Regions from separate parts of the Homo sapiens genome. Here region 2 is linked to region 1. A link is a loop called in an ENCODE intact Hi-C map of the cell type or tissue named here. Cell type or tissue: mammary epithelial cell. All regions are shown on one strand. Links, peaks and the distances in the headings refer to the core of each region. The heading gives the core; the rest is flanking DNA. Region 1 overlaps LOC100506403 (a long non-coding RNA gene). Region 2 has its middle 110 kb from the start of MIR802.

What was found. Hi-C counts contacts between places; a loop is a spot of excess contacts. Peaks named below come from ENCODE experiments on the same cell type or tissue, not always from the same donor. Only the 100,000 strongest peaks of a DNase experiment are listed, where the experiment ranks them.
Region 2: it touches region 1 in a loop (2.8-fold over the local background); 4 of 110 quality-filtered maps call a loop at or near these places.

Annotation. Positions count from the first base shown.
Region 1 is chr21:35,522,588-35,527,975 of GRCh38, reverse strand. The region is part of intron 1 of LOC100506403 (a long non-coding RNA gene); the gene reads left to right. Among named protein-coding and RNA genes, the nearest start is that of MIR802, 200 kb to the left of the region's middle. RefSeq lists an enhancer at 1,898-3,097. In mammary epithelial cell, for the core only: no CTCF peak of the experiment used is centred there; a DNase peak (open chromatin) is centred at 2,305; H3K27ac peaks cover 1,333 bases.
Region 2 is chr21:35,604,100-35,609,487 of GRCh38, reverse strand. No RefSeq gene overlaps it. Among named protein-coding and RNA genes, the nearest start is that of MIR802, 110 kb to the left of the region's middle. In mammary epithelial cell, for the core only: no CTCF peak of the experiment used is centred there; a DNase peak (open chromatin) is centred at 2,707; H3K27ac peaks cover 2,935 bases.

The DNA of each region.
Region 1 (5,388 bases), core at 131-5,130:
CATCCACAGGGAACTACGAGAGAAGTTGTGAGTTACTGATGTGCACTGAGTGTTTGTGGTCCCCTCCCTGAATTTCTCTGTTGAAGTCCTAATCCCTAAAGTGATGGTATTTGGAGATGGGGTTTTGGGGGTGATAGGTCATGCGGGTGGAGCCCTCATGAATGGGATTAGCACTCTTAGGAGAAGACACAGGAGAGAGATGATTGCTCTCTTCCTTATGTAAGGATTCAGAGAGTAGCCAGTCATCTGCAAACCAGCAAGAGGACTCTCACCAGGAACAGAATTGGCTGCCACCTTGATTTTTGACTTACAGCCTCCAAAACTGAGAAAGTCATGCCTGGTGTGTAAGCTGCCCCATCTTTGGTATCCTGAATGGCAGCCTGATGTGACTGCAATAGTGATGAGCTCACCATGCACCTGCTGCTGGAAGTTCTTGTTAGTTTCCTGCTGCTTCTGCCCAAGGATAAGAAAGAAGATGATGTCTCTAAAGACCAGGGCCCCTCCACCCTGTATATTTTACCATTATTGTTTCCCCTGTTCCAGCAATACTACTTCTCTCAGTCCTGTTTGGGTTGCTCTAATGAAAATACCATAGACTGGGCGGCTTTCACACAAAAGAAATTTATTTCTCTCAGTTTTGGAGGATGGGAAGTCCAAGATCAAGGCACTGGCAGATTTAGTGTCTGCTGAGGGCCCAGTCCTAAGAGATGGCTGTTTTCTCCCTGTGCCCCCACAGGGTAGAAGGGGCAAACAATCTCTCTGGGATCCCTTTTATAAAAGCAGCAATACCATTCTTGAAGTCTCCTCCCTCATGACCTAATCACCTCCCAGAGGTCCCACCTCCTAATACTATTACCTTAGGGTTTAGTAGGACTGGTTTCCCAGAAGCCCCTCTCCGTGGCAATGTATGAATTTTGGGAAGACATAAACATATAGTCCATTGCACCACTTTATATACATAATATATATATATGTTATATGTATGTGTATAGATATATGTTTTGTGTGTGTGTGTGTGTGTGTGTGTATATATATATCTATATCTATATATCTCCCCTCTGGACTGTAGTCCAGTTGTAGCAAAACTTTAAAACATATACACACACATACACACACACACCCCCAGTGTGTGTGTGTGTGTGTGTGTGTGTATATAATATATCTTCTATATATCATCTGTCCTGTATATAGTGTGATATATATAATATATTATATATTATATATATATATCTCCCCTCTGGACTGTAGTCCAGTTGTAGCAAAACTTTAAAACACACACACACACACACACACACACACACACACATATATAACTTTCTAACTTTCCCTTGGTCAACAAGCCTCAGAGGAATAACATAGACTCAACTCAGAGAATCTTGTCTCTACCCTGACTCACATTTAAGGCACTAAAATATCATCGTACCTCCCAGCTTCCCAAGCACAGCCTTTTCTAATTTGTTTTCAAGGCTGATCACTATGATTGGTCATTTTGGTCTTCAGAGAGGAAAAGCCTTTTGCTTGATGTTTGGTGATATCCATACAAATCTGCAGCTTTCTGGCTCAGCTACTCATTGGGTGTTCCCGGGCATTACTCTCAAAAGTCTAATTTTCTCCCTAATGTCTCCCACACCCTGAGTCCCAGTTTTGGATTCAAAACCGATGTCCTGGGATATAAGCTCATTGGGAAACTGTGTCCTTAGATCTAGACACTTGTCCTTTACCTGGGCACTCTTGACGTGCTTCCTGCCCATGCTCAGCTATTTAGAATGTGACACCTCCCCTGAACAGAGGCACCAGAGCAATTGCCCCAAAGGAAGGTCCTGTCCTCTGCCTTCACCCATGTTGGTAGGTGGTTCTTCCAAGATCGAGGTGTCAGCAGAGCTGGAGGGGACTATAGGTGGAATAAGGTCATTGTATGTCTGTAGGTTGTCTGTGATTGGCTGGCTCTCAGAACAATGGCTTATTGTTCTTCCCCACCTGGGGCTCTCTCCCAAATGAGATTCATCTTATCTTAATCTTAATCTTAATCTTACTCTTATCAGGACCCCACAGGTTTATTGGAAATCAAGTGTGAGGATGGACCAGGGAAGACACACTGACAAAGTCCAGCATGTTCTAGGGTCTGTTACAGGTAGGAAGGCTTTTAGAGGAATGTTGAGAAGGAAGGGAGCCACTCCTTCTATAGAGTTATCCTTTTGGTTAAGGTGCAATACAGAGGTTTTAATCATTGCTTCAGCTTGCAACATACAGGCTAAAATGTGGACATGTAAGACAATCAATAAAACTTTATGATTCAGAGACAAATCAGCAAAACTTCATGATTCAGAAACAAATCAGTGTCCTTTTCAATGTCAGTAGGTCGTGCATTAATCAGTACATCAACAATTTGAGGAACTCACAGTAAGGTTCTTTACTTGGGGACAGGATGTGGCCATGAATCACAAGACCTCCCTGATGGAAGCCTGTCAAATGTGACCTGTAGGTTATCAACGATGAGAACTGTGTCTTACAGATCTTTGAGTCTCCAACACTGGTCACAGACTCAGGTACCCAGGGAGGTTCAAAATGTTTAGCTGGATGCTCAATAGATCTACAGGTGACAGACAATCCAGGTGCCAAAGCTAAGCCAGAATCCCCATTATTTTCATTTCCTTCTGTATTCATCAGCTTGGGCTGCGACAACATAATACCATAGACTGGCTCACTTAAATGACTGAAACTTATTTTCTCCCAGGTCTGAAGGCTGGAAGTCCAAGATCAAGGTGCTAGCCAATTTGGTTCCTGGTCAGGGCTCTCTTCCTGGCTTGTGGACTGCTGCCTTCCTGCTATGTCCTCACATGGTGAAGAGAGTGCTTGAGCACTCTCCTGTCTCTTCTTATAAGGACACTGATCCTATTGGATCAAGCCCTGCCCTTATGAGTCCACTTAACCTTAATTACCTCTGTAAGGGCCCTTTCTCCTAGTACAGTCACTTTGAGGGTTAGTGCTTCAACATGTGAATTTTGGGGGGACACAAACATTTGGTACATAACCGCTTCTTCAACAAAGATATTTTTTATAGATTAAGAAAGAAAATCACAGAGATGAACACGAAGATCAAAATTGACTACTCTTATGGGCTCTTACCTGTCTAAGGGCCTCCTTACCAGGAAGATGGCATGAAGGATAATAATCAGGATACAATAATCAATAACAATAATATCCTCTGCCTCACCTGCCAAACACCAGCTGCTTCTCAACTTTTGTGGTACTTCCAGTATCTCTGGGTGAGGGGCTGGGAGCCTTCGGTGGCTGCCCCATGCTGAGTACAGAGCAGGGGGATGCAGACACTGCAAAGGTTTCCACCATTTCTGAAGTCAATGAACAAGCTCATTCAAAAAGTATTTTCCTTTCCATTTGCCTCATACACAGGAAAACAAACAGGTATTAAAAAGTAGTCATTTATCAGAGGATAGTATTTCAAACACATGATAGACTATGATATTTTTATGATATTTACCATAGCCTCAAACACTCTCTCGACCACATGAGGACACTTATTTGACTGCTACTGCCATAATTACTGGTAATATCCAGGCAGATTTGAATTTGCAGATGAATATGTTTAACTTTGGCACATAATTAACACAATGACAGCAAAACAATTTAATCACATCATATGTGACCATTACCTAAAGTGTCTGTCTTTATATAATCAGTAGAAAAATTGCAGCCATCTATTTTTAATATTGCTAATATCGACATTTGAATGGAATTCAATGAATATCTAGAAATAAAATGGATACTGAGCAATAATTAAGCACTTGTATGTTTGCAATTGTAAGCTTCGATACTATTTTCAAAACAAATGGGGCCGGGGTATAATGTTCTGGGAGTTTCTGTTGGACTTGACTTTTCCTGGGTCAAATCTCAAGAGCTGTTTACTTGAGGAGGGGGTGGCGGGGCATGGAGCTGAGAATGTGAAGGAAGGGGCAGCCCCCCAGGGAGAATTCCAATCAGTGATCCAGTCATAGGTTTGGAGGGGATACTGCACCTGGCCATGTGCCAACAACATGGAAACTGGGGCATCTTAGGGGAAAGAAGACTCCAAGAAGTCCTGATAGTAATTCACTGAACTTGAGCACACCAGGTACAATGTTTTATGTGGTCCCTTGGGAAATTAAAACAGGCCTACTCTATGGGACTTCTGATATACCTAGAACAGCAGGGTTAAATTAATATAAGACAATAGAGATCTCATTGGAGGGCAAGGGTCCTCTGGAAGGTGTCTGTGTTTGGTGGAAGGGGTGGTAAGTACAAGTTCTTAGAGTAGCATTTAGGAACACATTGCCTTAAGCTAAATAACAAATTAAAGTCTAAGTTGCACACAGACAGACATAGACATGCAAAGATCTGTTACTATTTTGCTTTATTTAATCTATTGGGAGATTTTTTACTTATAATGGATCATTTAAGTGCTGGTACATTTTAATTAAAAGGCAAAAGAATTCCTAGCATCTTACAATATGAATGCATCCAAAAAATCATGAAGATGAGCTGCATCTGTTCTCTGCAGCATTTTCTAATAGAGACACATCAGAATTAGCCTAAATAGCCAACAAAACTAGTTCTTTAAATCTGATAACCTACATACTTAGCATGGCATATTACACATCTATAAAAAGGATGTCCAAAATTTATGTAATTACATGAAAAATTGTTCCAAGCATACATAAAAAGTAAGCTTAAACAATGGATGTTGTATAAATCAGTTTCATAAATAAGTCCATTCATAGAAAAGGCTACAAATGTCTGCAGACATTAATTGATTATCTAGCAGATAATTTTAATCTTCTTGCCATTGTTCCTACAAAGAGCCATTAAAAATAGACTTAAAAATCACTGAAAAAAAAATTTCAGGCTCTTGAATGCTTCTTTGTTTTTTTGTTTGTTTTTGAAACTGAGTTTCGCTCTCATCGCCCAGGCTGGAGTGCAATGGTGCGATCTTGGCTCACTGCAACCTCCACCTCCCGGGTTCAAGCAATTCTCCTGCCTCAGCCTCCTGAGTAGCTGGGATTACAGGCATGTGCCACGACACCCTGCTAATTTTGTATTTTTAGTAGGGATGGGGTTTTACCATGTTGGCCAGGCTGGTCACGAACTCTTGACCTCAGGGGATCCACCCCACCTTGGCTTCCCAAAGTGTTGGGATTACAGGCATGAGCCACCGTGCCTGGTTTCTTGAATACTTTTTGATAGTGGCTACTGTCAATGTCAAATCAAATGGGCAGATGCAGTGTAGCACAGCCATGCTCAAAGAGACTGGTATGGCCCCCAAGGTGAGATCCTAGCTACTGTGAAGGTGTGTGGCCTTCCTAAGGACCATTATACATAACCAGATACACAGTG
Region 2 (5,388 bases), core at 236-5,235, 81 kb before region 1:
TGGCTGGCTCCCAGGAAGACTCCAAGAACAAGTCTGGGCACTGGTCCTCTAGAGAAGCCACTACCTTGGGCAGGATTGGGAGCGGGAGGCCACCAGTGGAATTGCTGAGTTAAAATACAAACCATCAATGAATCAGAAAATAAGACCGAGTAATGGATGAATATATGGTGGATACATGATACAGCAAATCTAACACGATGTTAACAATTGTAGAATCTGGGTGATAGATATATGTGTATTCACTATATAATACTGTCAACTATTATGCATGCCCCAAAAGGTTCCTGGTTAAAAAAACAAAACAAAACAAACTAGACTTGTAGCTTCTCTCTGTAGCTGCTGCTGCTCTTACTGCCCCTCAGCAGGCATGAGGCTGGGAACTGGACACTGGGATGGTGATTTGGCCTTGCCAGGGGTCCAGCTGCCCTGGCCATTGGTATGGGAGAGGAACTGCAGGAGATCCCTGCTGCCTTCCAGTTCATGGGATGATGGCCTCCACTTCTGCCCCTGTTTGCTTCTCCTTTCAAATCTTACATGAAGGTATACAGTTTGAAGAAGCCAGTTTGACTCCAATATCTGTGCAATGGAATACTGCTCATTAAAAAGGAATTAAACTATTGATACACACAACATGGGTGAAGATCAAACTGTCTCCTTCCCTTTGATTCAAGGGAATCTGAGAAATGTGGTTCTCAGCTTTCCAGCATCTGCAGTTTGGAAGACATGCAAGAGCATGGCTGGAAGGAATGCCAACCGCCGGTTCTCTACACCTACCATAATCTTATATTCTTTTTGGACAGTTTTCTTTTTTCTTTTTTATGATTCTTATAAATAGAGTATAATTTACACACATTAAGGCTCAAAGTTTTATAAGTTTTGATAAACGTATATACCTGCACAATCACCATACCAGTCAGGGCATAGAGCATTTCCATGACCTCAGAAACCCCCTTGTGCCACCCTTAGCAGCAAGCATTGTTCTGTTTTCCAGCCTTACAACTTAGCTTTGCTTGCTCTCCAGCCCAGAGAAATGAAAACGAAAAAGTTCCACTAAAAAAAACATGTATAAGGATGTTAATACCAGCATTTTTCATAATAGTTTCAAAGTGGAAATAATCTAAGTGTTTATCAGTAGGAGAATCAATAATTACACTCTGGTATGTCTGTGTAGTGGAATACTGCTCATTTGAAAGGAATTAAGCTATTCATACACACAACATGGGTGAAGATCAGATACAATGTAAATTCATTTTATAATTAGTAAAAGAAGTTTTAGTACATTTTAATTCTGGGATAGCCTTCACTTTTGCTTTATGCATTTCTTTAATGGTTAAGTTATAATAATTACATACTAATTTAAAAAGTTTAAATGCAAAATGCAGTAATCATTGTGATTAAATGTTAGTAGGCAATTTAGTAATATTATGACAATATTATACAATTAATGTTTTAATTATATCTATATTTAAAACTTAAATATAAATTATTTAAATATAAAAGATACATTATATTTTAAATAGGTAAAATCATAGATATATTATTTATTTTGAAGTAAAAGTGATCAGAATATGTCACCCCAAAATATGCTGCTTTGGCATATTGATTATTTTGAGCTGAAGGCAATTAAGAAAAGCAGATATGGGAAGGGCTATCTGCCCCCTACTTTTCTCCCTAAAAGGAGGGCATAAATTTCCTATGAGAAAGGTATTCTGGTACCAGGAAGAAGATAACATTTGTATCATCAGAGATGGCGAGATGATACCAAGATGAGTCTGTACAAATAAACCTTCCTAAAATAACCCTTTTGTTTCATTGGTTACCCCAGTATATTTTCTAGTCCTTTTCCCACAATTTATTGTCCCAAACCTCTTTATCGTGTCACTTCTCCACAAATTTATCACTGTTTGTTAAAATGGTATATAAGCCCTCAATTCTACCTGTTCCTTTCAGGTTTTCACTTCTTCTCTACGAAGTCCCCTGTGTCATGTAAAAAAATTAACATCAAATATAATCTGTATGCGTTTCTCCTGCTAATCTGGCTTTCGTTAGTTGAACTTGCAAACCTCTGCTGCAGAACCTAAGAGGGTTGAGGAAAAGTTTTGCCTCTCCTACAGAAGCAAAGAAAGAATTAGAGTTGGTTCAAATCTCCAAGTCACTAATAGTCCTTTTAGGTGACTTTGAGGAGTAGAGCCATATTCAGAGTCAGCAACTCAGCCACCAAAAACACTCAAATTTCATTTTCAGAATAAATATAAATTATGATTTGATTCTACTTTATAACTATGTCAGCTGGGATGCATTTGGAGTAATAGAAAATTTGTTGACAGTGGCTTAAGCCGTAAGAACACTTACTGATGTTACAAAAATCATGGAAGTGGTCTCAGGGTAGGCTTGAGGGGTTACAAGGACACCAAGCTTCTAAAGTTTTTCTTCTTCATTCCGATATCCTTAGAGTATGAGCAATGCCTACTGCCTTCCACTCATGCACACAAGACAGCTGCCCCTGCTCCAACCATTATGTCCTCACATGATAGTGTTACAGATAGCAGGAGGAGCTGCCACAAAAGGGCTTTCTCTTCCACAGGTCTTCTCGGTCAGGGAGGAAAGTCTTTCCCAGAAGTAAAGAACAGGCTTTTTTTCATCTCTTTGGTCAGAAGAGAGTCACATAGCAATCACTAAACCAGTCACTGGCTAAGACAATTGGGGTTTTCATGATTTTCCTAGAACAAATAATTCAGCCAGGATGACATGTTACTGCCTGAACAAAATTAGTGTTCTGTAGGCCAGGAAGTGGCTACCCTGAGATATTTCCAAAGTCTATATAGATCAGAAACGAGTTATATCAGTAATATTCTGCCTCATCAGTGCTTAAAGTGTGAGCCTTTAATCCTGAGGAAATAGACCAGAGAGAAAGATGAATTCTGGCTTTAAATCCCACATGCTCTGTGCGCTTGAGCAAGTAACTTTACTTTTCTGAAAGTCAGTTTTCTTATCTATAAAATGGGAATAATAATAATCTCTGACATGTAGGATCTGGGGAGGAATACTAGAAATAATACATACGGAGCACCTGGCACAGTGTCTGGTACGTAGCAAGGGGCTTACAAAATGGTACATATGATTACTCTCGAAAAGCGCAGACAGGCTTAAACCACGGCTTATGTCATTGAGTCACATTGCACATTTCTTTGTTGTTCCCTTTAAGAACTTAGAGAAGTATGATTTTGAAATGCCTACTTTCTAAGAGGGGTAGATGAGATTCAGGTAAGGCATTTAGAGTGTTCAGCATACTTCTAGCCAATAGTTGGTGCTCAGTGAATTCTTAGATCCCAGTTGGAAATGATGTGAGTTCTTTTCCTGACATTCACCTGAGCTTGAAAACAATGCTGAGAAATTCTCCTCTCCCTACTGCTGAACCCAGCTCACTCTGCCCTTAACTCCTATTTGCTGCTCTGTGTCTTCAGAGAATTGTCCAGGTCTGACCTCGATAAACGGGGTCTATGAGGGGAAGAGTAAACCAGGGGGACAGCAAGCAGTGAATTAACCCTGACATCCCCTAAAGCCCCAAGATGTTTGCTTCGTAAGATTTTGAGCCTTGCTTTTGGCTTTTCCTTTTTTTGAATAATTTGGTCTCTGATGTTTCTAAGCAGGCAAATCCTCAGACCATAATGTACAAGGACTCTGGCTTTTATGGTCTCATGCTGTGTGTTTCATCCATTAGGAAAGAAGGGGCGCACCCAGCTTCTCAATGTACTGAATGCTTACATCCATGCTGTCACTTTTGAGCCCACACAAGAAAGGTGGGTTTCATTTATCCCCTTTCTATAAATGAGCAAAATAAAGGTCACAGGCACTAGATAACTTCCAATGTTACCTATGTAGTACTTTGTTAGGATTTGGAATTAGAAGTCTCATCCAAGGGTCCCTAGTTTACTCAGGAAACAGAAGTTTGACTAACATGCACCAGGAATGTCTTTCCTTTTTTTTTTTTTTTCAAGTTTCTGTAAATTCAGAATTTATCTTTATTATATACATAACTAAAGAATTGAAATAAACTCCATGGCATCACAGCATTATCCAGGTTCCCAATTCGTGGGCAAAAAATTATCCTCATGTCTTTCTTTTTAACAGTAGAAACAATCATTTGTACGGCATAGAGACCTACCCAATTTTAGGAACTTCTGAAACCTTGAAAGTTCAAAGCCAAAGGTTGATCCACACCACCTCTGTGAATTAGTGAATATTTATTTTCGTAATTTATAAATGGCAGAGAGATTGAGTCATGGTTGCTTTGTTTTGTTTTCACTTCCAATATAATCCTCTAAGGTATTGAAGGTAGCTTCCCCAAGCCCTGAGCTACGTATTGAGTTATTTTTGGTTTCCTTGGAGGTTTAAAAGTGGAGGAGCAAGACCTTGGGATGGGGGGTGGGATGGACTGAGGAAACAGATGGGATAAGGGACTCTGGAGTTTGGGGTTTAACTCAGGACCCCCTTCTTGGAGGGGTGCCATAGTTAGCCTTTAGCACAGATGGGTTGGGGGAGGCCATGGGCCTGGAGGACCACATTGTGAGAGGTCCTGTGAGGCCCAGGGCCTGAGCTGATGCAGATGACTCCCCAGGGCAGCCTGCTCCCTGACTGATAAATGCTCTAAGCAATTGGTGGGGGTATTGGGCATTGTCTGCCAGCTCTAACTCTACCTAAAAACAGTGATCTCTCTCTTAGAGCACAGGCCTTGGATGATGGAGCAAGTGCGTTTGGACATGGAACTGAGAAGCCTCTTGGCAAGGAGGAGTATGTGTTTGCCCGGGGTTCTCAAGAGCAGATTTGAAGGCAGATCGTGTGATCTGTTCATACAGTGGAGTATGCAGGGTGACTTGATGGTAAAAGGGAGGGAAACAATCACAAGGGAGGCCAGGAAACGAAAAAGGAGCCTGGGACTAGAGCCCCTCACCTTCTCCAGGGTGCACCTACATCGCTTGGCCCCGGCTCCCTCCACGCAGAAAGCTCAGCCTGGCCCAGTGGAGCCAGTGGTGGGGCGTCAGTGACAATCCAGCCCTGCCACTACCAGTGCCAAGCCCCTGGGCATGGATGGGACCGTGTATTCTGTGCACAGGAAGGGCTGGTGTGTGGTGCTGGCATTATTGCTTCCATCCTTGTTATTGCCTGGAGCCCTCCTTAGCCTACTGCGCTACTTCACCTCTTCCTGGCAATATGGTGCCAAATCCTGCTGATGTTTCCTCTGCAACATCTGCTATTACTACCCAAGTTCAGGGGCCCTTGCTTACTCTTACCCAAAGGACACCAGATTCCTTCACTTGGCATTCCAGTGCCTCAAGTCTCTGGCCTGGACCAGCCTCCCTTTTGCCTCCTGTCTTGGTAGAGCCTCCT